Regions from separate parts of the Homo sapiens genome. Here region 1 is linked to region 2. The links are chromatin loops, found by intact Hi-C in ENCODE. Cell type or tissue: Caco-2. All regions are shown on one strand. Each heading gives the region's core, and the rest is flanking DNA. Links, peaks and the distances in the headings are about the cores only.

Evidence for each region. Hi-C counts contacts between places; a loop is a spot of excess contacts. Peaks named below come from ENCODE experiments on the same cell type or tissue, not always from the same donor. Only the 100,000 strongest peaks of a DNase experiment are listed, where the experiment ranks them.
Region 1: a loop joins it to region 2, with 6 times the contacts of the local background. A loop is called at or near these places in 1 of 110 quality-filtered maps.

The regions. Positions count from the first base shown.
Region 1 is chr6:74,413,478-74,430,197 of GRCh38, reverse strand. The region is part of intron 2 of LOC101928516 (a long non-coding RNA gene); the gene reads right to left. Among named protein-coding and RNA genes, the nearest start is that of SNORD156, 710 kb to the left of the region's middle. In Caco-2, for the core only: no CTCF peak of the experiment used is centred there; a DNase peak (open chromatin) is centred at 9,777.
Region 2 is chr6:74,525,201-74,541,920 of GRCh38, reverse strand. All of the region lies in intron 2 of LOC101928516 (a long non-coding RNA gene), which reads right to left. Among named protein-coding and RNA genes, the nearest start is that of SNORD156, 600 kb to the left of the region's middle. In Caco-2, for the core only: no CTCF peak of the experiment used is centred there; a DNase peak (open chromatin) is centred at 7,200.

The sequences.
Region 1 (16,720 bases), core at 6,665-14,664, 110 kb after region 2:
GCAACATTGCCCAGCAGAAAAATACCATTATGGTAGAACCAGGATGAACAAAGGACACCACAATCTGGAATAGGGCCAGATATTTTATTCGGCCCCAGAATGTGTGCACATTAATGACAAAATGTGATTCTGACCTGATATGTAGGTATCTTTTATAGACATATATAACGTATTTAGACATATGTTAGGTATGTCTACAAAAGATATCTATATATCAGGTCAGAATCACATTTTGTCGTTTAATTCTGAATCGCCTTTTGTCATTCATCTCTTATCTGCTACTTTTTAGAAAATAGATTTTAGAGAGGTAAGAATATAAGAAGGGAGAACAGTTTTCAAAAGAATATTGTAGTGATATTATCGCATTTAATTTTCATAACACTTGAGTAAGAAAGCAGTCTTTCTTTTATTTTGTAAGTGAATATGCTGAAGAACATGAAAGTTAAATAATTTACCTAGGGTTGTGTAGGTAGTGAAATGTGAAAGTGGAGAGGTTGCTTAATTGTGTCAACTGTTGTTGAACAATCAAGTAGGAAGAGGACAGAGCACAACCACTGAACTTAGAAAGAAGCTATTAGTTACCTTGAAAATGGGTAAATTTGTAGATTTTTTGGTGAAGAAACTCTGATTATAGTAAAATAAAGAAAGAGAAGCAATGGAAGCAAATGGATAAGCAATCTTTTTGATAAGTCTTTTCTTTCTATGAAGTGTAGAGAGATGGTAGAAGGATTTAAAATTAGGTGTGTTTTTTGTCTCAGACAAAAGATACTGGGGAATTTTTATATACCATTAGGAACTGCAGTATAGGGACAAATCAAAGTTGGAAGTGAGGGAGAAAGGGAGAGAAACAGAGAGGGAGGCAGAGACAGAGAGACAGGGAGAGGGAGAGAGAGAAGACATTACATAAGTGAAGTTTTTGAGTATACAAAAGTAGGGAGTTTATTTGACTATGGATAGGATCATTGACTCTTCTTATCTGAAAACGAGGTGAAGCAAAGTATCTTAGCATAGATGAGGGTCAGTCTAATAAGATGATGACATGGGTCTCGTCAGTGTGTTTACAACTTATACTGTCTGAGGTCGTATGTCAGAGTTGGGGGTGATATGAATTGAAGGTACAGAATACATTTCTTAGGACATAGAGGAAAATTCATAGAAAAATGAAGGAGAATTTTTAGCCAGTGTTTGGATACCATCTGGAATTTATGGTCATTATTTGTTGTGCGACTATTAAGCATTATTTTTTCCAATGAGGTGAGTCTAAGGATGGGACTTTTTGGAATTAATTTTATTAAAGTAAGAAAGGAAAAGGAGTGTATAAAGGAAAGTGATTATAGTGACACACCACGGAATCATAGACTTTAAGGTCTGTAAGGAGGAAATTGAACTATATAGGGAATTCTGAGTAGTGAAAATCAGAGTCAAAAGGGGTGGGGTTACTGAAGAGGTTGAAGAATTATGGCTGTATAAGAACTAGAATAAGTAAGCCAAATGAATAGGAGGTGGTGACTGGACACTTGGATTCCTGAAATTGAGATTTTGGAGTTTAGATAGTCATTATTAATTTAGAGTTATATAAAGGACCATGAGAGTGGGAGGCTGAGGGAGTTGGAGAAAAAATTATTGCAGAAGTCATCAAGTATGGAGAAACTAAGATATTACGTATATAACAAACAAGGTAGTTATCACAAAGAATGATGTCAGGAGCAGTGATAAAAAGAAAATCAATAAGCCAGCCCAGAATTGTGTGCGTGCTTGTGTGTAAATATAAAACACATTTAATCTTTCCTTCCAGGTTGTAAGATTCTTGAAGATAAGATCCAGGTCTGCTTAACTTTGGACTTGTCCATTGTGCTAACTATATGGTATTTTTTGGTAATTTTATGTTTTGTAGAAATGTAATTCAATTTATTAATTTTAAGTTTCCTTTTCTTTTTAAAATTTGTGGTTTTTGTAGGTGCATAGTAAATATATATATATTGATGGAATACATGAGATATTCTGATGCAGGCATGCAATACGTAATAATTGCATCATGGAAAATGGGCTATCCAACCCCTCAAGCATTTATTCTTTATGTTACAAGTAACTCAACTATACTCTTATATTTAAAAATGTACATGTAAATTATTTTGACTATAGTCACTCTGCTATACTATAAAATACTAGATCTTATTCATCTTTCTAACTACATTTTTTTGTACCCATTAACTATCCCCACTTCCCCACCACCTCCTACTACTCTTCGTAACCTATGGAAATCATTCTTCTAATCTCTATCTCTGTGAGTTCAAGTGTTTTGATTTTTGCATCCCACAAATAAGTGAGAATATGTGATGTCTCTTTTTCTGTGCCTGGCTTGTTTCACTGAACATAATTACCTCCAGTTCCATCCACGTTGCTGCAAATAACAGGATCTCATTCTTTTTTTATGGCTAAATAGTACATTATTGTGTATAAGTACCACATTTTCTTTATTCATTCATCTGTTGATGGACACTTAGGTTGCTTCCATATCTTGGCTGTTGTGAACAGTGGTGCAACAAACATGGGAGTGCAGATATCTCTTCAACATACTGATTTCTCTTCTTTGGGGTATATACCCAGCAGTGGAATTGCTGGATCATATGGTAGTTCTATTTTCACTTTTTTGAGGAGCCTTAAAACTGTTCTCCATAATAGCTATACTAATTTACATTCCCACCAACAGTGTATGAGGTTCTCCTTTTCTCCACATCCTCACCAACATTTGTTATTGTCTGTCTTTGGATAAAAGCCATTGTAGCTGAGGTGAAATGATATATCATTGCGTTCCTCTGATGATAAATGATGATGAGATCCTTTTCAAATGCCTGTTTCCCACTTGTATGTCTTCTTTGGAGACATGTCTTCAAATTTTCTGCCCATTATTTTACTGAATTATCCATGTTTTTCTTATAGGGTTGTTTGAGCTCCTTATATATTCTGGTTATTAATCCCTTGACAGATGGGTAGTTTGCAAATATTTTCTCCCATCCTGTGGGTTTTCTCTTCACTTTGTTAACTGTTTCCATCACTGTGCAAAATATTTTTCAGTTGATATGATTCCATTTGTCCATTTTTGTTTCTGTTGCCTGCACTTGTAGGATATTACTCAGGGAATTTTTGCCCCAGTGACTGTCCTGGAGAATTTCTCCAATGTTTTCTTGTAGTAATTTCAATAGTTAATCAATTTGGATTTTATTTTTGTATATGGGGAGGTCAAGGGTATTATTTCATTCTTCTGCATATGGATATCCAGTTTTCCCAGCATGGTTTAATGAAGAGAATGTTTTTTCCCAATGTATGTTCTTGGTAACTTTGTCAAAAATGAGTTCACTGTAGGTGTGTGGATTTGTTTCTGGGTTCTCTATTGTGTTCCTTTAGTCCATGTGTCTGTTTTTATGCCAGTACCATGCTGTTTTGGTTATTAATGCTCTGTGGTATAATTTGAAGTCAGGTAATGTGATTCCTCCAGTTTCATTCTTTTTGCTCAAGATAGCTTTGGTTATTCTGGATCTTTCATGGCTCCATATAAATTTTAAGATTTTTTTTTCCATTTCTGTTAAGAATATCATTGATATTTTGATAGGGATTGCACTGAATATTTAGATTGCTTTGGTAGTGTAGACATTTTAACAATATTGATTATTTCAATCTATGAACATGGAATAAATCTTTCCATTTTTTATTTCTTCTTCAATTTCTTGTGTCAGAGTTTTATAGTTTTTAATGTAGAAATCATTCACTTCTTTGGTTAAGTGAATTCCTACGTATTTAATTTCATTTGTGGCTATTGTAAATGGGATTACTTTCTCAATTTCTTTTTCAGATTGTTCACTGTTGGCATATAAAAATGCTGCTGATTTTTGTATGTTGATTTTGTATCTTGTAATGTTACTGAATTTATTTATTATCACTTATGTTTTTTGGTGCAGTCTTTAGGTTTTTCCAAATGTAAGATCATATCTGCAAACAGGGATAATTTAATATCTTCCTTTCTAAATTTCTTGCTCTTTATTTATTTCTTTTCTCTGATTGCTCTAGCTAGGACTCAAAAAATGTTGGATATCAGTTGTGAAAGTGGACATTCTTGTCATGTTCCAAATCTTACAGGAAAGGCGTTCACTTTTTCCCTATTCAGTATGACACTAGCTGTATGTATGTTGTATATGGTGTTTATTATGTTGAAGTATGTTCTTTCTAAATCCAGTTTTTTGAGGATTTTTATCATGAAGGGATGTTTAATTCTATCAAATGGTTTTACACCATCAATTGAAATGATCATATGGTTTTTGTTCTTCATTTGGTTGACATGATGTATTACACTGATCTGCATAAGTTGAACCATCCTTGTGTCCCTGGGATAAATCCTACTTGGTCTTGATGAATGATCTTACTAACATAATGTTGAATTCAATTTGCTAGTATTTTGTTAAGGATTTTTTGCAACAATTTCATCAGAGATATAGGCCTATAGTTTTCTTTTTTTTGATGTGTCTTTGTCTGATTTTGTTATCAGGGTAATACTAGCCTATTGAAACATTTGGAATTATTCCCTCCTCCTCTGTTTTTTTGGAATACTTTGAGTAAAATTGGTATTATTTAAATCATTGATAAAATTCAGCATAGAAGCTAACACATCACAGGCTTTTCTTTGTTAGGAGACTTTTTTATTATGAATTTAGTCTCTTGTTACTGGTATGCTCATTTCTGGATTTCTTCATGATTCAATCTTGGTAGGTTGCATGTATCTAGAAATTTATCCATTTTCTCTAGATTTTCCTATTTATTGGGATGTAGTTTGTCATGTCATTTTTTTTCTGGTCACTAATGATCCTTTGAATTTCGGATGTATCAGTTGTAATGTCCTGCTTTTCATCTCTGATTTTATTTATTTGGGTCTTTCTCTTTTTTTCTTCATTAGTCTGGCAAAAGTTGTTCATTTTTTATTGCTTCAAAAAATCAACTTTGTGTTTTGTTGATCTTTTATACGTTTTCTTCATTTCAAATTCATTTATTTCTGCTGTAATATTTATTACTTTTCCTTTTGCTAATTTTGGATTCAGTTTGTTCTTGCTTTTCTAGTTCTTTAAGATGCATCATTAGGTTATTTATTTGATGTTTTTCTTCTTTTTTGATGTAGGCACTCAGAGCTATACATATAATGTACTACTTCTCCTGTATCCCATACATTTTGGTAAGCATGTTTTCATTATCATTAGTTTCAAGACATTTTTCTACTTCCTAATTTCTTCATCGACTCACTGGTCATTCAGGAGCATGTTGTTTAATTTTCATGTGTTTGCATAGTTTCCAAAATTCCTTCTGTTATTGATTTCTAGTTTTATTTCATTGTTGTCAAAGAAGACGCTTGACATAAATTTCATTTTTTTAATGTTTTAAGACTTGTTTCATAACCTAACATGTAGTCTATCCTTAAAATGATCTATGTGCTTGAGAAGAAGTTTGTGTATTCTGCAGCCTTTTCATGAAATGTTATGTAAGTATCTCCAGTTGGTCTATAGTGCAGATTAAGTCTGATGTTTCTGTGTTAATTTTCAGTCTTGGAGATCTTTCCAATGCTAAAAGTGAGGTGTGAAAGCCTCCAGGTACTATCATATTGAGATCTATCTGTCTCATTAGCTCTAATAATATTTGCTTTATGTATTGTGTGCTCATGTATTGGGTGCATATGTATTTACAATTGTTATATCCTCTTGCTGAATTGACCCCTTTATCATCATATAATGTCCTTCTTTGTCTCTTTTACAGTTTTTGTCTTGAAACCCATTTTGTATAAATACAGCTACTCCTGCTGTTTTTTTGGTTTTCATTTTCAGGTAATATCTTCTTCCATGGCTTTACTTTCAGTTATAGGTGAAATGTGTTTCTTGTAGGCAACAGATCAATGGGCCTTGTTTTTTCATCCATTAAGCCACTCCGTGTCTTTTGATCAGAGAGTTCAGTCCATTTATATTCAATGTTATTATTGATAAGCAGAGATTTACTCCTGCCATTTTGCAATTTTTTTTTCTGGTTGTTTTCTGGTCTTCTCTCCCTTCTTTCCTTCTTCCTTCCTTCCTGCCTTCCTCTTAGTGAAGGTGATTTTCTCTGGTGATATGATTTACTTTCTTAATTTTTATTGTTTGTGCTTTCCTTCTATGTATTTTAAACTGATAACAGGTTAACAGTGATTCCGTAAACAAACAGGCAAAAAGAAAACTACTAAAAACTCTACCCTTTAACTTATTTTTTGAGTTTATTATACTCTATTCAACATGTGTAGTTGAGAAGATCAAGTGACAAGTGTTCAAATAGAGGGCAGGCATTATTCTCAACCTGCACCACTTAGAAATGTTCTATTTTTTTTTTTAATTATTATAGTTTAAGTTCTAGGGTACATGTGCACAACGTGCAGGTTTGTTACATATGTATACATGTGCCATGTTGGTTTGCTGCACCCATCAACTCATCATTTACATTAGGTATATCTCCTAATGCTATCCCTCCACCCTTCCCCCACCCCACAACAGGACCGGGTGTGTGATGTTCCCCTTCCTATGTCCAAGTGTTCTCATTGTTCATTTCCCACCTATGAGTGAGAACATGTGCTGTTTGGTTTTCTGTCCTTGCGATAGTTTGCTGAGAATGATGGTTTCCAGCTTCATCCATGTCCCTGCAAAGGACATGAACTCATCCTTTTTTATGGCTGCATAGTATTCCATGGTGCATATGTGCCACATTTTCTTAATCCAGTCTATCACTGATGAACATATGGGTTGGTTCCAAGTCTTTGCTATTGTGAATAGTGCCGCAATAAACATACGTGTGCATGTGTCTTTATAGCAGCATGATTTATAATCCTTTGCGTATATACCCAGCAATGGGATGGCTGGGTCAAATGGTATTTCTAGTTCTAGATCCTTGAGGAATCGCCACACTGTCTTCCACAATGGTTGAACTAGTTTACAGTCCCACCAACAGTGTAAAAGTGTTCCTATTTCTCCACATCCTCTCCAACATCTGTTGTTTCCTGACTTTTTAATGATTGTCATTCTAACTGGTGTGAGATGGTATCTCATTGTGGTTTTGATTTGCATTTCTCTGATAGCCAGTGATGATGAGCATTTTTTCATGTGTCTGTTGGCTGCATAAATGTCTTATTTTGAAAAGTGTCTGTTCATATCCTTTGCCCACTTTTTGATGGGGTTATTTTTTTTTTCTTGTAAATTTGTTTAAATTCTTTGTAGATTCTGGATATTAGCCCTTTGTCAGATGGGTAGATTACAAAAATTTTCTCCCATTCTGTAGGTTGCATGTTCACTCTAATGGTAGTTTCTTTTGCTATGCAGAAGCTCTTTAGTTTAATTAGATCCCATTTGTCAATTTTGACTTTTGTTGCCATTGCTTTTGGTGTTTTAGACATGAAGTCCTTTCCCATGCCTATGTCCCGAATGGTATTGCCTAGGTTTTTTTTCTAGGGTTTTTATGGTTTTAAGTCTAACACTTAAGTCTTTAATCCATCTTGAATTAATTTTTATAATTCATTCCCCCACTTTGAACATTTTTGTTTTTATCTTTATATCTTATTGTGCTGTTTATGTCTTGAAAAGCTGTTGTAGTTATTATTTTTTATTGGTTTATCATTTAGTCTTTCTACTTATGAATATGTAGCTTACAAACCACAATTACAATGTTATAACATCCTGTGTTTCTTCTGTGTTCTTACTGTTACCAGTGAGTTTCGCACCTTTATATGATTTCTTATTGCCTGTTAACATCCTTTTCTTTCAGACTGAAGAAATCTCTTTAGCATTTTTTGTAGGATACATCTGGTCTTGATGAAATTCTTCAGATTTTGTTTGTCTGTTTATTTCTCCTTCATGCTTGAAGGATATTTTCAAAGGATATACTATTCTAAGGTAAAAGGTCTTTCCCCCTAACTTTCAGTGCTTTAAATATGTCATACCATCCTCTCCTGGCCTGTAAGGTTTCCACTAAAAAGTTGGCTGCCAAATGTATTTAGACTCCACTGTATGCTATTTGTTATTTGTTTTTTGTTTTCTCTTTCTGCTTTTAGGATTTTTAATTTATCCTTGTCCTTTGGGAGTCTGATTATTAGATACCTTAAGGTAGTCTTCTTTGGATTATATCTGTTTCATGTTCCACAACCTTTTTGTATTTGAATGTTGATATCTTTCTCTAGGTTTGGGAAGTTCTCTATTATTATCCCTTTGAATAAACTTGCTATCTCCTAATAATAGAGAACTTTCTCTACTTACTCTGCAAGGTGAATAACTCTTCAATTTGCCCTTTTGAGGCTATTTTCTTGATCTTGTAGGCATGTTTCATTTTTTTTATTCTTTTCTCTTTTGTCTTCTCTGACTGTATATTTTCAAATGGCTTGTTTTCAAGCTCACCAATTCTTTCCTCTGCTTGATCAGCTCTGCTATTATATTACTTTGATGCATCCTTTAGAATGTTAATTGCATTTTTCAACATTAGAATTTCTGCTTGATTCTTTTTTATTATTTCAATCTCTATTATCTGATAGAATTCTGAATTTGTTCTCCATTTCATTTTGAATTTCTCTGAGTTTCCTCAAAACAGCTATTTTGAATTCGCTTTCTGAAAAATCTCATGTCTTTGTTTCTCCTGGAGTGGTCCTTGGTCCTTATTTAGTTTGTTTGGTGCAGTCACGTTTTCCTGACTGATCTTGATGCTTGTAAATATTTGTTAGTGTCTGGGCATTGAAAAGTTAGGTATTTATTGTATTCTTCACAGTCTGGGCTTGTTTGTACCCATCCTTCTTGGGAAGACTTTCCACGTATTTTAAGGAACTTTGACTGGAAGTCAAATATTGCTGTGTTTTTGTTTTTTCCAGACTCTAGAGGTACCACCTTGGTGATCATGGATAAGATCCAGAAGAATTCTCTGGATTACCAGGCAGAAACTCTTGTTCTCTTCCCTTACTTTCCACCAAACAAATAAAGTCTCTCTGTCTGTGCTGAGCCACCTGGAACTGGGGTTGTACTGATGCAGGCACCCCTGTGGCCATTACCACTGCTACAGTGCTGGGTCAGACCTGAAGGCAGCAGAGCACTGGGACTCATCCATAGCCCACTGTAAACACTAGCTGGCTACCTCCTATCTTCACTGAAGGCCCTAGTGCTCTACAATTAGCAGGTGCTGAAACTAGATAGGTTTGTGTCCTTTCCTTTAGGACAGGAAATTCCCCCAGGCCATAGATGGGTCCAGAGATGTCAAGAAGCCAGGAATCAGAGTCAAAAATCCTAGAAATGCACCTGATGTTGTCTTCTACTGCAGCTAATAGGCACTCAAACCACAAGACAAAGTCCTTCCTACTCTTCCCTTACCTTTCCATAGGCAGAAGAGCCTTTCCCTGTGCCCAGCACCACCACCCATGGTGGGGTTTCTGCCAGTCCACAACCAAGATTTACTTAAAGCCAAAAGGCTCTTCAGTCAGCTTATCCTGAATGCTGCCAGGACTGGGACTCACCCTTCAGGGAAGTAGGCTCTGCTCTGGCCCAGGGAAGGTTACAAAATGGTTTCCAAGAGGCTAGGCCTGGACTTAGGAATCCGAAGAGCCTGCTTGTTGCCCTACCCCACTGTGGCTGAACAGTTACCTAAAGTACAAGACAAAATGTCCTTTACATTTCCTACTGCTTTTCTCAAACAGAAGGAGTCTTTCACCATAGGCATGACAGCTGGGAATGTGCTGGGTCACACCTATAGTCAGCATGTCTCAGAGCCCAAAGTCCATGGTATCCTATCTGGGCATCACTTCTGGTTAATCAGTGCTGAAGGGCTTTTTAGTCAACAGGTGATAAATCCTGCAAGGACTGGGTCCTTTAAGGCACCAGGTTCCTTTTTGGCCCATGGTATGTCTAGAAATGTCATCCAGAAACTAGGGCCTAGCATGGGGGCCTCACAAATCGGCCTGGTGCCTTATCCTGCTGAGGCTGAGCTGGTATCCAAGATGCCAAAAAATGGACTACCAAAAAATACCATTTAAACATTTAGTGAATTGCATTTATTGAAAATCAAGCTTGCAATGGTGAAAACATCAAAATTTAATCCAATAAAAACACAAGAGAAATTGTATCAATTAAATGACAACAACTCAAAAGTGCATGAAATTTAAATTTAAATTTAAATTTATGCACTTTTCAAATTTTACAATTTCTCCTTGTAGCATATTGGCATAAGAGAGGAATCTTTTTAATACAGTTTCTATATTCAACTGGATAAATGTATACTCATGATTTTTTAGCATCTAAATTTGACAAAAGTTAAAAGGGGCGTAAATAGAACCAACTAACTTAACTTTGTTTTGTTGAAAATATTTGTTGAATAAAGGGGTAAAATTAAAAACAATATCTGTTAAAATGTTTAGACTAAAGTATTTAAATATTTCAATTTAAAAACCTTTGAAATGAGTATACTCTCTATTTAGTAAGAATTTTCTCAGAACTTTCCAGGTAACTAAGAACCTGCAGAGAAAAAATTTTCTCAATAAAAATAATTTCCAGAGAAGATTCAAATATAAGAAAATGTTCACATGTTTTAACCACAGAATTTAACTTTGAACACAATTTCACACAATTTTATTAAAAATAGCAATAAAGCCATACTGTCATAAAAACTGCATTCTTTGGAAAAATACCCATGACATGATATGATGAAAAAAGACTAATGCCAATTCCATGCTGTTCTGGTTACTGCAGCTTTGTAGTAATATATTGAAGTCTGATTCTATGATGCCTCCATCTTCATTGTTTTTTGCACGGGATTGTTTTGGCTATTCAGGGTCTTTTATGGTTTCACACAAATTTTAAGGGTTTTTTGTTTATTTATGTGAAAAATATCATTGTTATTTTGATAAGGATTGCATTGAATCTGTAGATTGTTTTGGCTAGTATGGTCATCTTTAACAGTATTAATTATTTTGATCCATGCATATAGGAGATAGAAAACCTGAAAATTAACATATCTATAGCCAACTTACTTTCGACAGTGCCAAGAACACTCACTGGGGAAAGAACTACTTCTTCAATAAATGGTGCTGGGAAAACTAGACAACCATATGCAGAAGAATGAAATTAGAGCTCTACCTCTTACCTATACAAAAATCAACTCAAAATAGATTAAAGATCTAAATGTAAGACCCCAAACTATAAAACTACTAGAAGAAAACATAGATGAAAATCTTCAGAACATTGATTTAATAAAATATTTTATGAATAAGACTTCAAAAGCACAGGCAGCAAAAACAAAAGTAAACACCTGGGATTATATGAAACTAAAACTTATGTACAGCAAAGGAAACCATCAACAGAATGAAAAGAAAACCTACAGTACTTTTATTGAGCTTGTTGTTAAAAAGTTTATTTTTTAAAAAAACTTTTACTAAACAATAAAGTAAATTGTTTTAGATTATATCATATAATAAGTGATGATATCATATAATACGTGATGAAGCAACCAAAGCATTTATATTATTCTATGTCCCATGGGAGAGCTTAGTCTCTATTATTTGCATATGTTTTATAAATATTCACCCTAAAATTACCCTATAGATTCCCACTGACCCCAAAAACTGGTGACCTTAGAAATTTATGCATCTGGAAGGCTATAGTACAAATCTTGGCACACCCGACTGGCATACCAAGTTGAATTCTTTTTCCAACATTACCTGAGATGCAAAGGTATGAGCAGTTCTCAGCCACTTCTGCCCAGTGCACTAGCATTTTATCAGTCAGTACCTTGCAAACTGTCCTGGAAAGTGAGGTGTTAGTTACTCACATCAGAAAATGCTGAGAAGTGAAAGATGGTAGACACAGGTAGTCTTTAAGAACTCTGCATATTTCATGGGTTTCTCACACACAATTAGACAAGAGAGACCTCAGCACAAATTAGAACTATCAAGTGGAGGACAATCAAACTTATTTGAGCTTATTTTAATGGAACTGTAAAAACTTTTTTTTTTTGCAATTTTATAGTTGTTAAAGACATTTTTAAATAAATAGAGAAAACAATCCTACAATTCTTATGGAAATACAAAGGACCACAAATAGCCAAATCATGAAAAAGGAGAACAAAGTTTCAGGCATCACACTTTCGGATTTTAAAATATATTACAAATCTTAGCTATCAAAACACTTGTGGTGCTGGCATAAAGACAGACATATTGACCAATGGGACAGAATAGGGAGCCCAGAAATAAATTCACACATATACAATCAATTGATATTCAATAAGGATGCCAAGAATGGATAAAGGGCAAGGATAATCTTTTCAACAAATAGTGCTGCGAAAATTTGATATTTACATGTAAAAGAACAAAATTGGACACTTTTGTTTTTCTTTGAGACAGAGTTTTGCTCTTGTTGCCCAGGTTGGAGTGCAATGGCATGATCTCGTCTCACTGCAACCTCCGCCTCCTGGTCTCAAGCGATTCTCCTGCCTCATCCTGAATAGCTGGGATTACAGGCATGCGCCACCACGCCCAGCTAATTTTGTATTTTTAGTAGAGACAATGTTTCTCCATGTTGGTCAGGCTGGTCTCGAACTCCCGACCTCAGGTGATCTGCCTGCCTCGGCCTCCCACAGTGCTGGGATTACAGGTGTAAATCACCACACCCGGCCTGGACTCTTATTTTATACCAAACATGAAGATCAAATCAAAATCGATTAAAACGTAAATATAAAACCTGAAATTGTGTGTGATTCTTGAGGATAATCATAGGCAGAACAAATTAAACACATTACAGAATTATATCCTTATAAGGCTAATGTAGAAATTGTATATGCAGGAAATTAGGACAGTTTCTTATACCAACAGAATTGGAGAAAATATTTGCAAACTTCATCTGACGGAGGATTAATATTCGTACTATACAAGGAATTGAAACTTTTCAACAGCAAAAAAAAAATTCAATTATAAAATGGACAAATAATATAAACAGATGTTTATCAAAATAAGACATTAAAATAGTCAAAAATACATTTTAAAAAATGCTCAACATCACGAATCATCAAGGAAATGCAAATTAAAACTATAGTGAGCTATCGTTTCTTTTCAGTTAGGATAAAGATTATCAGAAAGATAAAATATAACACATGATGATGAGGATGTGGAGAAAACAGAGGTCTTATATGCTGTCGGTTGGAACGTAAAATAGTATAATCATTATAGAGAACACTATCATGGTTTCTCAGCAAACTACACATAGAACTAACATATGATCCGGCAATTCCACTACTAGGCTTTTTTCCAAAGGAAAGAGGACCAGTAAATCAAAGACATCTGTACCCACAAGTTTATGGCAGCACTATTCACAATAGCCAAGATATAGAATCAACCTAGTTGTCCAACAACAGATGAATGGAAAAGGAAAATGTGGTATATGTACACAATGGAATACTATTCAGCCATAAAAAGGAATGAAATTCTGTCATTTGCAGCAACGTAGGTGGAACTGGAGGACATTATGTTAAGTGAAATAGGCTAAGAACAGAAAGTTAAACACCACATGTTCTCACTCAGATGTGGAAGCTGAAAAAGTTTTCTCTTGCAGAAGTAAAAAGTGAAACAGAGGATACTAGAGGCTGGGAAGGGTAGAGGGAAGGGGGATAGGGAAAGATTTTTTAAAGGCTACAAAATTACAGCTAGGTAAGAGGAATAAGTTCTACTGTTTTATACCACTGTAGGATGACTACAGTTAACAATAACTAACATTCACTATCTTCCTTCTAGCTGTTTGAAACTATGTATTATTGTTAAAGAAAAGTGTTGGAGGTGATGGATATGCTAATTATACTGATCCGATCACTATATAGTATATATGTATCAAAACATTACTATGTACTCCATATATATGTGCAATTATCGTATGTCAATCTAAAAATAAAAAAACTTTTAAAAAGAGAAATCAAAAAATCATCAAGTGAAACACTGATTAAAATTCTGAATATGGACCAATAATAAGTATTTTATGTTATCTCTAAAGTTAAGCAATACAAATAATGCTTATATTGCCTTCATAAAAATTATTTTCAAATATTTTGTTTTTGAATATAGTTTTTGATGAGAACTATTTTATATGTTCACAAGTATAATAAAACTAATTTGTTAGTAAAGTAACATAGATCTCAAAAGCTTATATATTTTTAAGTGTTATAGCATCACATTTCACTGTCAAAGATACACAGGTTTTATGATAAATTATGGGACTGTCAGATTCACAGTTGTTTCTTTACGGATTACTCTATGAGTCCTTTTTGTTCACAATAAACTCTTGAACAATGTTCTGAAATTCAACTAAATGAATGCCTAACATAGATGTTTTGTGCTGGAGCCTCAGCAAATTTTAGAAATGAGAGAAATATTAAAGATTATGTAATTCAAACTTCATATTTTGTGGTTGAGGATGTTCAACCCAAGTGCGCAAAACTAGAGAGCTAGATGTAGCAGGTGTGGACCTGGAATCCCAACCTCCTAACAATCACTCCAACATTCTTTCTAGCACACAGTGCTTCAGGTACAAGCCTTCTACTAAGGTAGTCCTACAAAGTTATGGTCCAACTAATGTGGATTACATTTCGCTATTAGGCTATTTGATGGTTTTAATTTGCAAATTTACAAGTCAAAATTATATGTTTCTACCAACTTGTTTCTTCCTCAGAATTTTTCCATGTGTTGTCCTGATAAAAAACAATCAAATATAATTTTCAGGGTTTATTTCTATTTATTTTGGTTTAGATCACTATGAATTTTTTTTCTAACTTTAAAATTCTATGAAAATAACAATTTGAGGTCTTAGTATTCAATTTGTGGTTTAAATGCTGACATTAGGGAATGAACAGTTCTTATTTATCTCAAGACTACTATTATGATGCAATTTCCTTTTTACAAAAAATAAAAACCTCAAGCTTTTATTGATTTATAGAGGATGAACTCATGCTTGTATTTCAAGAGGAAAAATAACCACTAATTTAAAAAGCAAATTATCTTCAGTTGTATTATCTTCCAATGAGTCTGGGTAGGGATTCAAAAATAAGCTCCTATTTTCTGCTGGAAAATCTACTTGAGATATTTTTGAATTTCTCTCCCAAGTTATGAGGAGAAAAAAATCTAAACTCTAGAATCCTTTGTGCATTTGTTGATGGGAACTGATACTTTCTGGCTATCCTTTCACTGATCATTTGAAACTTTTTACTTTGATTAAAAAGAGTAAAATATCAGTTTCCAAGAAAAGATGAAAGCTTTCCTTCAGAATATGTGTTTACAACAATCAGTATTACTCTTGGAAAATTATGCAAAGAAGGTGTCAAAACAAAGAGATTTTCCCACCTCTACAAATAAAAAAATTGGATACAATAGCAAAAAATTATATATGCAAATATGTGTATATGTATATACAGTCAATCCGCATTATTCCCAGATTCTATATTTGCTAATTCACTCACTAAAATGTATTTTAACTACAAAATCAATACTACGGGCACTTTTGCAGTCATTCACAGATATGCATAGAGTGGCAAAAAAAAAAAAGTATGTCTCTGAAACATGCACGTTCCCACAAATGTGATATTTTCCCACACATATGTATACGCACACACACACACACACACATACATATATATTAAATAAAGTGACTAAACAGAAAAACTCATAAAACAAAGTTTCATATTATGGATTGGTTGATAAAAATATCACAAGAGGCTTATGGGAACTTAACCCTGTATTTCCCCTAGGAGCAATAGTTCAGTGTTTATTAATTTAGTGTATGTGGCAATTTTGTAAAGCATAACTATCAAAAGTAACAAGAATTGACTGTATACATACATGTATATATATATATATATATATATATATATATATATATATATATGAACACATGTATAAAACAAAACCTACAATTTGGAAGATGAGATTTAGAAAACATTATTTATGATGTATTTCTTGTCTCACTATATTCTCAAACTTTAGTGTTCCATTTAGAACTCATAGCTAGAAATAGGGTGAGAAATTGAAATAGTCATTTTCTTCCTTTCATCCTTTCACCTCTAGTTTCTTGAGAATCCTAGCAAAGAACTCTCCAGAAATACAGTTCCCAAGATCTGAGCCCCATCTGATTTCCCTGTTAAAGCTGAAAGAGGTCAGAGGTTGGCCCACATGGACACCCTTCCCACTTATCAGGCTACAGGACAGATCCTCCAAAAACCAAGAGCCTCGTACAGCCTCATCATAGACATGAACATGCAAAATCCTCTTTATGTTTCCAGAAAGAGAATATAGCCTTGGCACAGTTTGCTTTTGAATAGAAAAGTATTATTCCCAAACTTCAAATTAGAAGATGGCAGCTCCAACTCCATGCCAAAGGAAAAAAAAGTTTTGCTAAGGGCAGAGTGTTTTCTTAATTGTTAAGGGAAAGAAATTGCCAAATCATTTATAGATATTATATCAGAGTCCATCTGGCTAAAGTAAAATCAAATGAAAATACTAAATTTATATTTTCCAAACAGTTAAAATAATCCTACACATTTTGAGCAACAGGTTTGAAAAAAACATGTTTTATTTCACATTCAGGTCCCGGGTGTTTTTAAAACACCCATGTTATGGCTCTGGATGTGTGACAGAGGCTGGTCACCGACACACTATTCAATGAAAACT
Region 2 (16,720 bases), core at 4,080-12,079:
AGAAATAGTACCATATATTGGATGCTGATTCATAGCATACATGGCCTTCTGGAAAACTTTGCCCCAGCCCTGCAAAGTATTGTCACCTAGTTGGCATTGTAATTGTCACCTCAAATGGCCATTCTACTATTTTATCAATCCAGCTGCTTCAGGATTTTATGGAACATGGTAAGACCAGTGAATTCTATGAGCATAAGCCCACTGCTGCACTTCTCTAGCCACGAAGTGAGTGCCTTGGACAGAGACAATGCTGTGTGGAATACCATGACAGTGGATAAGGCATTCCATGAGTCCACGGATGGTAGTCTTGGAAGAAGCATTGCATGCACAATAGGCAAAGCCATATCCAGTGGAAGTGTCAATTCCAGTGAGGACAAACCACTGCCCATTCCATGATGGAAGAGGTCCAATATAATCAAATTGCCACCAGGTAGCTGGCTGATCACCCGAGGAATTGTACCATATCAAGGGCTCAGTGTTGGTTTCTGCTGCTGGAAACTTGGGCACTCAGCAGTGGCTGTAGCCAGGTCAGCCTTGGTGAGTGGAAGTCCATGTTGCTGAGCCCCTGCATAACCTCTGTCCCTGCCACCATGGCCACATTGCTCGTGGGCTCATTGTGCAATGACAGGGGTGGCTGGGGAAAGAGGCTGAGTGTTGTCCACAGAACAGGTCATCTTATCCACTTGATTATTAAAATCCTTCTCTGCTGAGGTTACCCATTGGTGAGCACTCATATAGGATATAAAGATCTTCAGTTTTCGACCACTCAGAGAAGTCTATCTACATACCTCTTCCCCAAATCTCTTTGTCACCAATTTTCCAATCATGCTTCTTCCAAGTCCCTGACCAGCCAAACCATTGGCTACAGCCCAGAAATCAATATATAATCACACATCTGCAATTATATATCAAATATATACCATTCAAAGTGCACAACCAGGTGCACTGCTTAAAGTTCTGCCCACTGGGAAGATTTCCCTTCAGCACTGTCCTTCAGGGATTTCCTAGAAAGGGACGGTAGTGCAGCAGCTGTCCACTTTTGGGTACTCCCTGAAAATCATGCAGAGCCATCTGTGAACCAGGCTCTAGTCTTCTCTTCTTCTGTCAACGGATCATAGGAAATTCCCCAAGAAGCCATCAGTGCAGGCTGGAGAAGAGAAGGCAGGGTGGCAGGAGTGGAGACCATGGGCATTTGAGCCACTTCCTCATGTCACTTACCTTCAGGATATACCTGCTCAAGCCAGATCACATATATACCACTTCCATTTGATGATGGAATTTGCAGTGCACCACCCACCTGATGGCTAGATGGGTCAGAAAGCACCCAGTTCATGATAGGCAGTTCAGGTCACATGGTGAGTTGATGATCCATAGTCAAACATTCAGTTTCCATCAAAGCCCAGTAACAGGCCAAGAGGTGTCTCTCAAAAGGAGAGTAGTTATCTGCAGAAGATGGCAGCACCTTGCTCCAAAATCCTAGAAGCCTCCGCTGTAATTCACCTATCAGGGCCTGCCAAAGGCTCCAAGCAGCATCCCTATCTGCCACTGACACCACAAACACCATTGGATCTGCTGGCTTATATGGCCCAAGTGGCAGAGCAGCTTGCACAGCAGCTTGGACCTATTGCAGAGCCTTCTCCTGCAGTGAACCCGACTCAAAACTGGCAGGCTTTTGGGTCACTTGACAAATGGGCCAGAGTAACACAAATGAAGAATGTGTTGCCCCCAAATCCAAATAGGTCTACTAGGCATTGTGCCTCTTTCTTGGTTGTAGGAGGCGCCAAATGCAGCAACTTATCCTTCACCTTAGAAGGAATATCTCAACAGGCCCCACACCACTGGGCCCTTAGAAATTTTACTAAGGTAGAAGTTCCCTGAATTTTAGTTGGATTTATTTCCCATCCTCTGGCATGTAAACGTCTCACCAATAAGTGCAGTGTGTTTGGTACTTCTTGAACTGGATCCAAGCAGCATAATGTCATCAATTTAATGGATCAGTGTGATATATTTGGGAAGCCAAAAACAATCAAGGTCTCCCCGAATAAGATTATGACACAAAGCCAGAGAGTTGATATACTCATGAGGTAGGAAATTGAAGGTTATTGCTGGCCTTACCAGCTGAAGGCAAATTGCTTCTGATGGGCCTTATGGACAGGAATGGGGAAAAAGGCATTTGCCATGTCAGTGGATGCATACCAGGTACCAGGAGATGTGTTAATTTGCTCAAGCAATGAAACCACATCTTGTATAGCAGCTGCAATTGGAGTCACCACTTGGTTAAGCTTATGATAATCCACTGTCATTCTCCAAGATCCATCTGTCTTCTGCACAGGCCAAATGGAAGAGTTGAACGAGCACGTGGTGGGAATCACCATCCCTGAATCTTTCAAGTCCTTGATAGTGGCACTAATCTCTGTTATCCCTCCAGGGATGGAATATTGTTTTTGATTTACTATTTTTCCAGGTAGGGGCAGCCCTAATGGCTTTCATTTGGCCTTTCTCACCATAATAGCACTCATCCTACCAGTCGGGTAGCCAATGTTGGGGTTCTGCCAGCTACTAAGTATGTCTATGCCAGTTATGCATTCTGGCACTGGGGAAATGACCACAGGATGAGTCTGGGGACCCACTGGGCCCCATGTAAGTCAGACCTGAGCTAAAACTCCATTAATTACCTGACCTCCTTAAGCCCTGGCTTTAACTGGAGGATCACAATGATGTTTTGGGTCCCCTGGAATCAACATTAGCTCAGAGCCACTGTCCTGTAGACCCCAAAATGTTGGGTCATTTCTTTTTCCCCAGTGCACAGTTACCCTAGTAAAAGACCAGAGGTCTCCTTGAGGAAAGATGGGAGAAATATTCATTACACCAATTGTTGGTAATGTAGTGGGGTCCTTCCTCATGGAGACCTGCCTCACCTTCATTCAAGGGGTTCCGGGTCTGTAAACTGCCTCAAGTCTGGAAATTGACTGAGGGGCTATGATTATCTGTTTTTATAATTCGAATTAGCCTTTTGTCCATTGGACGTAGAAGTTTGTTCTTTATGTTAGTTAAGTAGGAGTGCAGTAGGTTTCCTATCAGTTTCACTTCTAAGAACACTGTAATTAATTAGACAATGCCAGAGCTCTACACGAGTCAGACTATTCTGATTGCCGCTTTGCCTCTGGTGTCTATTCCAGTAGCTGTGACCACCTTGCTTTTGATGGTTGAGTGCTGCCACTTGGTCCCTGCCACCTCAAGATCCAATTATCCCCATTGTATTTAAATTTTGTAGTTGAGTGACTGCAGTTCCCACTGTTAGATCTGACATACACAGAGGAGCAAGTATAAGGCTCTTCAAAGATGCAGGTGCTACCCTCACAAATCTATTTCACAAAGCATTGGTCAAGGGTATATCTTCTGGACCCTCCCAGCTCGGATGAGTAGGTCTAAAGTGAGTAATCCACTCAGCCATACCGATCTTCCTAAACCTTTAGATCCCTTCCTCTACGTTAAACCAAGTGAGATCAGGCATTTCCAGCTCACTTACGGTGGGCCATCTTTTAATCCATATTTCAGCTAACCAAGCAAATAAACTATTAGGACCTTTTTTTTTTAATTCCCCGAACTGCAACATTAAATGCAGAGTCTCTGCTTAGTGGACCCAAATCAATAAATTCAGCCTGATCCAACTCTATGTGCCATCCACCCTTATCGCACACCCTGAATATATTGATTCCCACGCCTGTTGTCCAGATTTCTATTTATAAATATTAGAAAACTCAAGCAGTTTTTTTTTTTTTTTTTTTTAGTGTAGCATACCTCCTCATGGGTCACATTCTCAACCTCACCTCTAGGGGCCCACTGGGACTTTAGTCTTCTTCTAGGTCTAGAAGCAGACAGGGATGTTGGGGGTGGCTCAAGGAGAAAAGGAGAATCAACATTATCCTGCCTGGCAACTGCCTCAGGGGAGGCCACCACTGTTGCCTTAGGCAGCACAGGGTTCATCTTCCCAGACAGAGGTGGAAAGGCTGATGAGTCGGGAGGGGATGTTGCCACTACTGTTGCCTTAGGCAGCGCAGGGTTCATCTTCCTAGACAGAGGTGGAAAGTCTGATGAGTGGGGAGGGGACGTTGCCACTACTGGGGAAGGGGATGCTGTTTCTTCTGACAAAAAAGTTTCATCAGAGTTTATAAACTCAATGTCCCCAGCTTCATCAGGGTCCACCCACAATCCCCATTCCAAGCTGCAGAGTCCCATTATTTTCCAATCAATGCCCTCACTTTAACAGTAGGCATCTGATGAGGCTGTGCATGCACCTTTCATTGTAGGTCAGCCACTAGCATGATAAGGGCTTGTGTCTGTTTTTCCACAATTTCAGGTCTTTCTCTGTAGGAGATAACACTCTCACTCTGGGCAATCTTGGGAGATTTGAGGCTCAGAATCTGTGTCTGAAGCCAGGAGACAGAATCCCTGAGTTCATCATTTTCTTTCATCACTTTGTACACTGAACTTAGGAGCAACCAACCAGCTTTATTATGTTCTTTGGTTCTCCACATATGGTAAAAGGTATTATATAGAGAGAGAGTCACTAAACTCCTTGCCTCTCACAAGCAATGAATCAGGAGTGTCAGATGCATTTATTTTGGATAACTGTCTAAACAGCTCACGCCAAGGGCTATCAGTATTCTCCATACTATTAGAAATAGAGTCTTTAGCATTTTTGGATCTAATCATATTAAGCAGCCAACTCCAGAAACCCCCAAACCAATGAAATATATATATATATATATATATATATATATATATATATATATATATATATGTATGTATATGTTAAATATTAACTGACATGATCACTAGGTCCAACAATTGGCCATCTGCAGGCTGAGGACCAAGGATAGCCAGCCCGAGTTCCAAAACTGAATAACTTGGAGTCCAATGTTCGAGGGCAGGAAGCATCCAGCATGGCAGAAAGATGTAGGCTGGGAGGCTAGGCCAGTCTATCTTTTCATGTTTTTCTGCCTGCTTATATTCTAGCCACGCTGGCAGCTGATTAGATTGTGTCCACCCAGATTAAGGTGGGTCTGCCTTTCCCAGCCCACTGACTCAAATGTTAATCTTCTTTGGCAACATCTTCACAGACACACCAAGGATCAATACTTTATATCCTTCAATCCAATCAAGTTGACACTCAGTATTAAGTATTACATGGTAAAATGAAATTTGTTGTTGTTCATATGCACAAAGTCATACATACAGAAACATGTCATGACTATAGTCAAAGCAACCTTTAAAAACAGACTCAGAACTGGGTTTAGATAAAAATTTATTAGACATAAATTATTTAAGTCCCAGAATTGTAGATCTAAAAGCCGGAACAAAATTTATGAAATGATATAATTTTAGGAGATCATAATTTTAGTAGATCATAAAGAAACAGAAGTTTTATACAGGCATATAACTAGTTATTTTCAAAATAGTAAACAAATACTGAAGATTTTCAGTTTACCCAAAAACATTCATTTTTTTCAAAAGGAAGAAATATATTTTAATTTTCACTGATGCTAAGAAGCCTAATTGACTGAACATAATGTATATCGTACAAATAAATGCGTACTATGGATGAAAAACAATATATTTTTAACTAGTGAGATTTCCTAACCACTTAAAATTATGCACATCAAAAAAAATTAGGTCTATGTAGCATTATTCACAGGGTATATTTCTCTACCAAAAGGCATTCATGGCCAAGTAAGTCTGAAAATTACCGCTTTCTAGTTACCCCGTGTTTGATATATATAGTGTATACTAGTATATTAAAGTCTCTGAGCATTCCTGCCATAATCTGTCCATTTTGTTTAATTCAGTGTTTCCAAAATTAATTTTACTAAAGACTCAGTTTAAAAATTTTTAAATGTCTATTATCCCACATTGAATATGTTCTGGAAAACATTGAGGTAAACAAATCTAAAAATAGAATTCTATGGGGACATTCTTTACCAAGAAAATAACTTCACCAGAATAAAAGGAGTGGCCTTAAAGACTTACACAATATTCTAGTTATGTAGGCAAATTAAAACAAATATACTTAGTGAGTTATGTGGCTTCATAAGGGGGCAAATATTTTAGCTTTATCTTTTCATTTTAGTAAGTTTCCAATTATACATTGAGTTTTCTATGATCATATTTTATTTTATTCTTTTTTAAAAAAATCTTTAAATATGGCTTCATATATGTAACCTCAGCATAACTAGTGAATTCCATAATATAGTAAAATGTATAACAAAATATTTGGGTATGTAGAATAAACAAATGGTTGTAATATGATCCTAATTTTAACTACTAACTTTTGCATCATATAGAGGAAAAGGAGCAAACATAAAATTACAAGCTACATTTATACAGCATCTAAATCAAAACAATTGGTCAGAATTTAAGATGCATTTCAATATATTTGTATTTCATCTAAATAAAATCTATATATTTTAACTTAAATTTTATAATTTACCAATACTTAATAAAAATGCAATTTTGAAAATGAAAAGAATGCTAGAAGACTGTTTCAGATGCCCCATATTACTTGTAAGATTAAAAATGGTCTAAAATGATAATCTTAACCAAAGTCATATAGGACTAAACACTTTCCTGGTAATATTTGTTTCTATTTCCTAACGCAATTTAATTCACCCAACCTTTATTGAACAGTTAATATGAATCAAGCCTGTCTAATTCCAATTACAAATAACAGGCTACTGAGACTGTAGAATGTTGCAATTACTTGGCAATCTTATCGCAAAGGAAGTAAAGGAGACAAGGTGGAGTTCTGTCCAGAAACAAACCACTGAGAAAATATGATTGTAAAGGGTATCTTGAGCAATGGGCCCAGTGTTGCAAAGTATTTACAAATTAAAAGCAAGTTTCTTCTCAGGAGCAATGAATTTCCACAGCAGAATTTCCCTAGTTGTTTTCTGGGACAGTAGCCTGTGGCCTCTATGGAATCTTCCAAGATTTTTGGATGACACTAAAAACATGCTTTGAAACCTAGGAATGAAGGAGAAAACTCTCTTCTTTCTTTTATTTCCTCCTTTATTTGAGAAATTTTGGTAAAATTATGAAGTATTACAAAATTGGGGGCTTGGGTCTTTACAAGCTAAAATTATAGTTTTGCTAACACTGACCCTCTGAGGACATGAGTCCACAAATGCCATTGTGACTGAGCCTCCTGTTTACATAGCTGGTGTTTACATGGACTTTGAACTCAAGGGAACTTGAGAATGTGTGGTGGTATTCATTCCATGCTATACGAAAATTAACCCAGACCTAGCTGCATGTATTGTATGACTAAAAGGAAAGCCCAGATGTCTGGCTATTATTCCTAGGCTTCTCTTGGGGTAAAAAAGGAACTTTATGTTTGGGATTAAAAATATAAAACATACACACTTAAAACACTCTCACTTTCTCCCACACTCAACAAATCTTATAACACGTCTAGATACTTGGTGTCCAAGATTTGTATTATTTAGATTTCACTGAAGGCCATCCATACACATAAGTTTATATATAAACACATTTTTTTCTAATGGTGAGTGGAAATTTTATAGCTTGTTATCTGTTATATATAAAGATATCCCCCCTTCTCCAAACAGTGTTACATCTTAGGGTTTGAATCTGACTGCAAAGATGTATAGTACATTAATTTTGTATGAACAAGTACATTCATTTTGCTGTTTGGGGGCCTACCACTTTTTGTAGTTCATTTCTGTTTGCCTTGTAAGCTGACAGTTATATGAAAAATATCATAATTCTAGTCACATATGAGGTTCACTGGGGCTTAATCATGAAAGACCTAGATGGTATACCTATGACTAGATGGTATACTGGTGTCATGATGGACCTTGAGGCCTCCATGTCTAATCAAAATAGAAAGTAAATCAAATTTTTCCAAAAGTGAAAAAGGTCAATAGTGGGCTGGCACAATCAATGGAAGCCACTAAAAACAGGGCCTCCATTTCAGTGTTGCGCTTCAGTGTTTCTCTTAATGTTTGTGGCCAGAATTGGTTCTTCACACAGGCAAACGAGTGGCTATCTATGCAGCGCAAAAATGAATATGTTTAGAAAAGTCATAATTAAGAAGAACCAGCCATCCCATTACTGGGTATATACCCAAATGTCTATAAATCATGCTGCTGTAAAGACACATGCACACGTATGTTTATTGCGGCATTATTCACAATAGCAAAGACTTGGAACCAACCCAAATGTCCAACAATGATAGACTGGATTAAGAAAATGTGGCACATATACACCATGGAATACTATGCAGCCATAAAAAAGGATGAGTTCATGTCCTTTGTAGGGACATGGATGAAATTGGAAATCATTATTCTCAGTAAACTATCGCAAGAACAAAAAACCAAACGCGGCATATTCTCACTCATAGGTGGGAATTGAACAATGAGATCACATGGACACAGGAAGGGGAATATCACACTCTGGGGACTGTGGTGGGGTGGGGGGAGGGGGGAGGGATAGCATTGGGAGATATACCTAATGCTGGATGACGAGTTAGTGGGTGCAGCGCACCAGCATGGCACATGTATACATATGTAACTAACCTGCACAATGTGCACATGTACCCTAAAACTTAAAGTATAATAAAAAAAAAGAAGTCAGTGTAAAAAATCAATACTATCTCTATACAGTAGCAATAAACATTGGAAATTAATATTTTAAAATAAAAATATTTTAAAATAATTTGTTTTCTCTGGACAAATAAAAATGTTATACAGTCCCTGACTTACAAAGGTTTGACTTTTGATTTTTTGACATTACAATAGAGCAAAAGCAACACTCATTTTGTAGAAATTGTACTTAGAGTACCCATACAACCATTCTGGCTTTATTTTCAGTACAGTATTCAATAAATTACACTAGATATTCAATACTTTATTATAAAGTAGGCTTTGTGATAGATGATTTTGTCCAACTGTAGGCTAATGTAAGTGTCCTGGGCACTTTCCATCTGGGCTAGGGTAAGCTATGATGTTTGGAAGGTTAGGAGTATTAAAGGCACTTTTGTCTTACAATATTTTCAACTTATAATGGATTTATCAGGATGTAACTCCATTGTAATTCAAAGAACATCTATATGTTTATCATATGCAAAATTTGTTTTTATATATGCCTACATTGTGATTGACTAAATCATGCTATTTAACATTTACTTTATATCACATATACTTTTTGTGGTGAGATCACTTAAAATTTTCTCTTGGCAATTTTCAGTGATACAATAGGTTGTCACCAACTATTCACCAACTATTGACACCATGTTATACAATAGATCCCTCACTTGTTCCTCTCAGCTACTTGAAATTTTGTATCCTTTGACCAACAACTCTCCCACCCCCACCCCCAGCTCATGGTAAACACCATTCACTCCCTACCTTTATGAGTTCAACTTTTTAATATTTCACACATAAGTGAGATCATGCAATATTTGTCCTTCTGTGCCTGGCTTATTTCACTTAATACAATGTCCTTCAGGTGCATCCATGTTGCTGCAAATGACAGGATTTCCTTCTTTTTAGAAGCTGAATAGTATTTTGTTGTGTATATATGACATTCTTTATCCATTAATCAGTTCATGGACAATTAGGTTGATTGCATATATTATCTGTAATGAATAATACTCAATGAACATGAGAATATAGATATCTCTTCAACATACTGATCTTATTTCCTTTGGATATATAGCCAGTAGTTGTATTACTGGATCATAAGTTCTACTTTTAATTTTTTGAGGAACTTTCATATTGTTTTCTATAATGGCTGTATCAATTTACATTCCCACCAAAAGTGTGCAAGGAGCAGAAGCTCTTTAGTATAATTAGGTCCCAGTTGTCAATTTTTGGTTTTGTTGCAATTGCTGTTGGTGACTTTATAAAAAATATTTGCCAGGGCCTATGTCCAGAACAGTGTTTCCAAGGTTATCTTCCAGAGTTTTTATAGTTTTACATTTTACATTTAAGTCTTTAATCTGTCTTTTAGTTGATTTTTGTATAAGGGTTCCAGCTTCAATCTTCTGCATATGGCTAGCAACGTTTCATAGCACCATTTATTGAAAAATGGGTCCTTTTCCCATTGCTTGTTTTTATCAACTTTATTGAATATCAGATGGTTGCAGGTGTATTATTACTGGGCTCTCTATTCCATTGGTCTATGCATCTTTTGTTTGTTTTTATTTTTTCACAAGTACCATGCTATTTTGTTACTGTAGCATTGTAGTATGGTTTGAAGTTGGGTAATGTGATGCCTACAGCTTTCTTCTTTTTGGTTAGGATTGCCTTGAATATCCATGCTCTTTTTTGGTACCATATCAATTTTAAAATAGTTATTACTAATTATCTGAAGAATGTCATTTGTAGACTGATAGGAATAGCATTGAATAGCATTGAACTGTAAATTTCTTTGGGTAGTATGGCCATTTTAACAATATTGATCCTTCTTACCTATGAGCATTGAATGTGTTTCCATTTGTTCGTTTCAACTCTAATTTCTTTCAGCAGTGCAAAATTTTGTAATTATCCTTGTGAAGATATTTTACCTCCCTGGTTAGCTGTATTCCCAGGTACTTAATTCTTTTTGTGGCTATTATAAATGGAATTGTATTCTTGATTTGGCTCTCAGCTTGAGTGGTGTTGGTATATAGAAATGTTACTCATTTTTATGCATTAACTGGGTATCCTGAAAGTTTGCTGAAGTTGTTTTTCAGATCTAGGAGCTTTGGGGTGGTGACTATGGGGTTTTCTAGGTATATAATCACAATGTGTAAACATGGATACTTTGACTTCTTCTATTCCTATTTGAATGTCTTTCATTTCTTTCTCTTGCCTGATTGCTCTGGCTAGGACTTCCAGTACTATGCTAAACAGGAGTGGTGAGGATGAGCATCCTTGGCTTGCTCCAGGTCTCAAGAGGAATGCTTCCAGCTTTTGGCCATTCAGTATGATGTTGGCTGTGGGTTTGTTGTAGATGGCTTTTATTATTTTCATTGTCTAGTTTGTTGAGGGCTTTTAACATAAAGGAATGTTGAATTTTATCTGAAGTCTTTTCTGCATCTGTTGAGGTGATCCTGTGGTTTTGTCTTTATACCTGTTTATATGATGAATCACATTTATTGATTGGCATGTTGAACCAAGTTTGCATCCCAGGAATAAAGTCTACTTGATCATGATGGATTAGATTTTTGATGGTTCGCTACTATTTTCTTGAGATTTTTGCACACTGTGTTCATCAAGCATATGGCCTGATGTTTTCTTTTTTGTTGTGTCTCTGACAGGTTTTGGTATCAGGATGATGCTGGCCTCATGGAGTAAGTTAAGGAGTCTCTCCTTTTCAATCTTTTGAAATAGTTTCAGTAAGAATGGTACCCTCTCTTCTTTATATTTCTGGTAGAATTTGACTGTAAATGTATATTTGGCTGGTCCTAAGTTTTTTGTGGTTGGTAGGCTTTTTATTACTGATTTGATTTCAGAACTCATTATTTGTTAGTTCAGGGATTCAATTTCTCCCTTGTTCAGCCTTGGGAAATTGTTTGTTTCTAGGAATTTATTAATTTCTTCTAGATTTTGTCCTTTGTGTGCATAGAGGTGTTCATAGTAGACTCTGAGAGGTGTATATATATATATATATATATATATATATATATATTTTTTTTTTTTTTTTTTGGTGGGGTCAGTGATAATGTCCCCTTCATCATTTCTGATTGTGTTTATTTGGATCTTCTTTCCTTTTTACTTTTAGCCTAACTAGTAGTCTGTCAATATTATTTATTTTTACAAAGTGCAAACTCATGAATGTGTTGATGTTTAGTATGGTTTTAAGTACCTCAATTGCATTCAGTTCAGCTCTGATTTTGGTAATTTTTTGTCTTCTTCCTGCTTTGTGGTTGGTTTGCTCTTGTTTTTCAAGAGCAGGAGGGCAGCAGGTATGCTCCCACCGACAGTGGTGGGGTGGCAGGGTGTGCATGCACTTGCACACTGGCAGGGTCACAGAGGCAAGTTCCACCCACACAAGTGCACCTGCATAGACAAATCTATTTCATACAAATAGGAAGAGGAATAGAGCAGAGGGAGCTATATTAATATCAGATGAAATATACTTTAAGTAAAAAGCTGTAAAAAAAAGACAAAGGTTATTATATATTGGTGAAGGAGCAAATTCATAAGATGATATAAAAATTGTAAATATATATGCACCCAACATCATAGTGCCTGAAGCAAATATGAAGCTAGTATTAATCCATGTGAACGGAGATATAGACTGCAATGAAATAATAGTGGGGAATTTAATACCTCACTTCTAGCAATGCAAATATCATGTAGACAGCAAATCAATAATAATAATTAATAAGGAACTGTATGTCCATGTTGTGTGGAGCGTGTGGGAAAATATCTGCCAGCAAAGCAGAGGGCCAAGCCTGTGGTGGTGGGAAGCTATGGGTAGGCTGGTGCACCTCAGTGGTGGCCGGTCTGCTGAAGCTCTCCAACAGTCAGGCGCAAGCCTTCCAGCAAAGGAATTATGATGAGGGTCCCCAGGAAGCACCCTTGTTTGGCATTGAGGCTACCCTTCAAGAGGGTGCAGTGATGCTGGATCCCAAGGAAAGGCCAGCAGACATGGGGTGCTCAGATCAGACTAGACTCATCACCTGGACAAGACTGCTCTGCTGTGTCCAGGTTTGAAAGTCACTCTAAGGCTACATTATTTTAGAGGAGCATGGCAAGCTGTGGGATACAGGCAGTTCTGCTCATCTCCCATACTCTACTACAGCTGTTCCCTTGCCAAACTCTACAGGCTGGAGTTCTGTGCAGAGTTCCCCGCCACTTCTTTAAGCAACTCTCCATGCCAAGTAAAGTGTCCATTGATGTCATGGGGTCCCCTGCTTTTAGGATTCTGGAGGTCCATGGTGAGAATTGGCTGCTCCTCGCCTGTTTGATTCATCCCTTCCCCAAGAATCGCTAGGGGCCAAGAGTGAGTTCTGGTGCTCAGCAGCCCTGTGCTAGGTTCCCAGCTTCCTCCCCCTTAATCCTAGCGTCTGCATCCTTCCCTATTCACCTTTCAGTTCCTTCCTTCTGAAGATCTGTTCAGAACATACCAGTCTTCCCCATGTCCTGGTCTCTTGGTGGGAGATGTTTCTCCTGGCTGTATCTAGTGGTCCATCTTGGCTCCTCTTTCTTTTTTGATGTAGAATTTTATTGCTGTAAACTCCCCGCTTTGAATCACATTTACTGAATTTCATAAGTTTTGGTATATTGTGTTTCCGTTTTCATATGCTACCAAATATTTTTTTAAATTCCCTTTTTAATTTCTTTTTTGACACTTTGGTTGTTCAGAAGCATGTTATTTACATTTCATGTGGTTGAGAATTTTCTAAAATTCCTCCTAATCATTTTAGTTTAGAACTAGGATGGTCAGAAAAGATACATGATATGATTTCAATCTTCTTAAATTTGTTAATACTTGTTTTGCAGTCTAACATGTGATCTATGTGGAAGAATGTTTCATGAGTTCCTGGGAAGAAGGTGTAGTCTTCTGCTTCTGGATAGAACGTTATGTATATGACTTTCAAGTCCCTTTAGTCTAAAGTGCCTAGACTTTATTCCAATGCTTCCTTATTGATTTGCTGTCTGGATGATATTTCTGTCACTAGAAGTGAGGTATTAAATTTTCCACTATTATTTCATCAGTCTATCTCTCCCTTCAAATAGATTATTATTTGCTTCATATTTGCTTCAGGTGCTCTGCTGTTGGGTGCCTATATATTTATGATTTTTGTATCTTTGTATGAATGCACTCCCTTTTCACAATATGATTATGTTCTTTGACTCTTTTAATAATTTTTTACTTAATGTCTATTTCATCTGATATAGCTTCCTCTGCTCTATTTTTGTTTCTATTTGGATGAATTATCTTTGCCCATGCCTTCTTCTTCAGTCTATGTGTCTTTAAGTGTGAAGAGAATCTTTTGTAGGCAATATATTGTTGTTCTTCTAAAAAATCTATTTAGCCATTCTATGTGTTTTGATTGGAAAATTTAATCCATTTACATTCAAGATTGATAGGTAAGGACTTACTACTGCTATTTTTCAGTTGTTTTATGCTTGTTTGTGATCTTTTATTCTTTCCTTTTTCTCTATTTTATTTTGTGACTGGATGATTGTTTTGATGGTCTTCTTTGATGAGAGGCTATTACGGCTTTGATATCATTACTTGCTATTAGTCTGTTCAGATTTTGGTTTCTTCATGGTTCATTACTTTTTTCTTTGATTAATTACTTTCTTTTTATTGAGATATAGAATCACTTTCTTTTCATTGAGAAAGGGTCTTTCGCTGTCACCCAGACTGGAGTGCAATAGCGTGATTGTATCACTTCAGCCTTGACCTATTGGGCTCAAGTGATCCTCTTATTTCAGCTTTCTGAGTTCCTGGGAGCACAAATGCACACCAATATACCTGGCTAATTTTTTAATAATTTTTTGTAGGGATGGGGGTCTCCCCACATTGCCTTGGCTAGCCTCAAATTCCTGGGCTCAAGCAATCTTTCTGCCTTGGCCTACCAAAGTGCTTGTTACCGGTGTAAGCCACCAAAACTGGCCTGATTCATTACTTTTTATCTTTTGTGTATTCAGTGTCCACCAAGGAATCTTTCAAAAGACAATCACAACATGAGATACACATGCACATTATATCCTATACACTGCTCCTAAAACAAGTATTGTTAAGAGCAGGATAAAAAGCTGAGAGAATTCGTGCTTCTATTAAATAGCTTTCTCACTTGCTCCTGCCTTTGTTTAAGGTTTCTCTTGTAGACCTTAAATGTATCTACAGAAAGAATTCTCTTTCTGGAATCCTTGAGCCTCAGAGAGTCTATGTTCTTATGACAATATAATGCAGGGCTTTACTGTCCTTGCCATTGAATCAAACTACTTAGGTTCATATCCTTGTTTTATAAACTATAACAAATTAGCCAGTGACTTGACTCTGTGACTTAGTTTCCTCATCTGTGAAATGTGGCTAATAACAGCAACTACTTCACAGAGTTGTTATAAAGATTGCATGAATTAATCTATTATAAGGGCTCCAAATTCTGAGTTCTTTTTCAACAAACTCGACTTCAAATGGTAAGCTTTATATATGCAAATAAGTCCTGGACCTAGCTGGAGACTCATAGCAGTAGTGATTCATCCATCTTCTTCTTCTTTTTTTAAATTATTATTATACTTTCAGTGCTAGGGTACATGTGCAAAATGTACAGGTTTGTTACATATGTATACAAGTGCCATGTTGGTGTGCTCCACCCGTTAACTCGTCATTTACATTAGGTATTCTCCTAATGCTATCCCTCCCCTCTCCCCCCACCCCACAACAGGCCCTGGTGTGTGATGTTCCCCACCCTGTGTCCAAGTGTTCTCATTGTTCAATTCCCACCTGTGAATGAGAACATGCAGTGTTTGGCATGATTCTGAGAAAACTATCGCAAGGACAGAAAACCAATCATCCATCTTCTTAATAGAGCATTTAATATTTATTAAGCGATGATTTGGTATGTGACAGACACAGTTTTAAGCCCTTATAAACTCAGTATTATTGATCCATTCTACAGATGCTGCATATGTAAGGTAGTTGTGAGGATTTGATGAGTGACTTTGGGTAAGTCACCTTATATATCACCATCAGTCTAATGGGGTCAGGAGAAGGTATACATTTCTACTTCATCTACTGGAAGAAGGAAAAAAATGTATAATGTGCTATGAGAGATACATATATAATATAAAGTTTTTATCTATTATAGATATTATAGATATAAACATTACAATACTATATATATGTTTAGATGAGCTGAAACTTTGAATTGAGTGTACAGTGAGACTTGTAATAATCTAACCTCACTAAATCTAATAATCTATAGATTTAGCTATATATGATGTTTAATTCACCAGTTGTTTGACAAAAAATAATTGGTTGAGTTAATAAAAAATGATGCTTGTGTGTGCATGTGACTGAGTGTGCATGGGTGTGTGTGTGCATATTACTTTTCAATTAGTAACTGGCTATTTAATGGCATGAGGAATACATAAGAATTGCTTAGTTTATATGACTTTGTTTTATGGGTTTGATATTACCTTCCTAAAATTTAGACTTATTAATTCCCTCATATACAACTGGGAATTGGTTGTTTTCTGGAGACATGCAATAAGTATTGAATTTTCTAGGATTTGGAAATCTATTGAAAATTGTAAAGTGATAAAAATATAATGCAGGAACCCAAGTCCTGGAAATAGCTGAATGAAAAATTAATATTTTCTAATGTACTTAAAATGACATTGTTTATGAAATGGGAAATTATTGTGGATTTTTACACAAGTCTATTATGATTCTGCAATGTTTTCCTTAATGGATTCTTTCTTTTAAAAAGAGAAGTTAATGTCTACATTGTGCCATAGGCAATCAGAGTTTAATATATTTCTTTAATGCATAAAATATTCATCAAGAAATGTTTTCATGTCAATCAATATATAAACCCTTTCTAAAGACACTTGAGAGTGTTAAGAAGAGATCAAGGAAATATATGAGCTTTTCTTTTCCTGGAGAGTTAGTTAGACAAGAAAAGCAGATGAGATATAAAATTTGAAAATACCGAATTTCAGAGTCCAAAATTGAATGTGTCTTTTACACT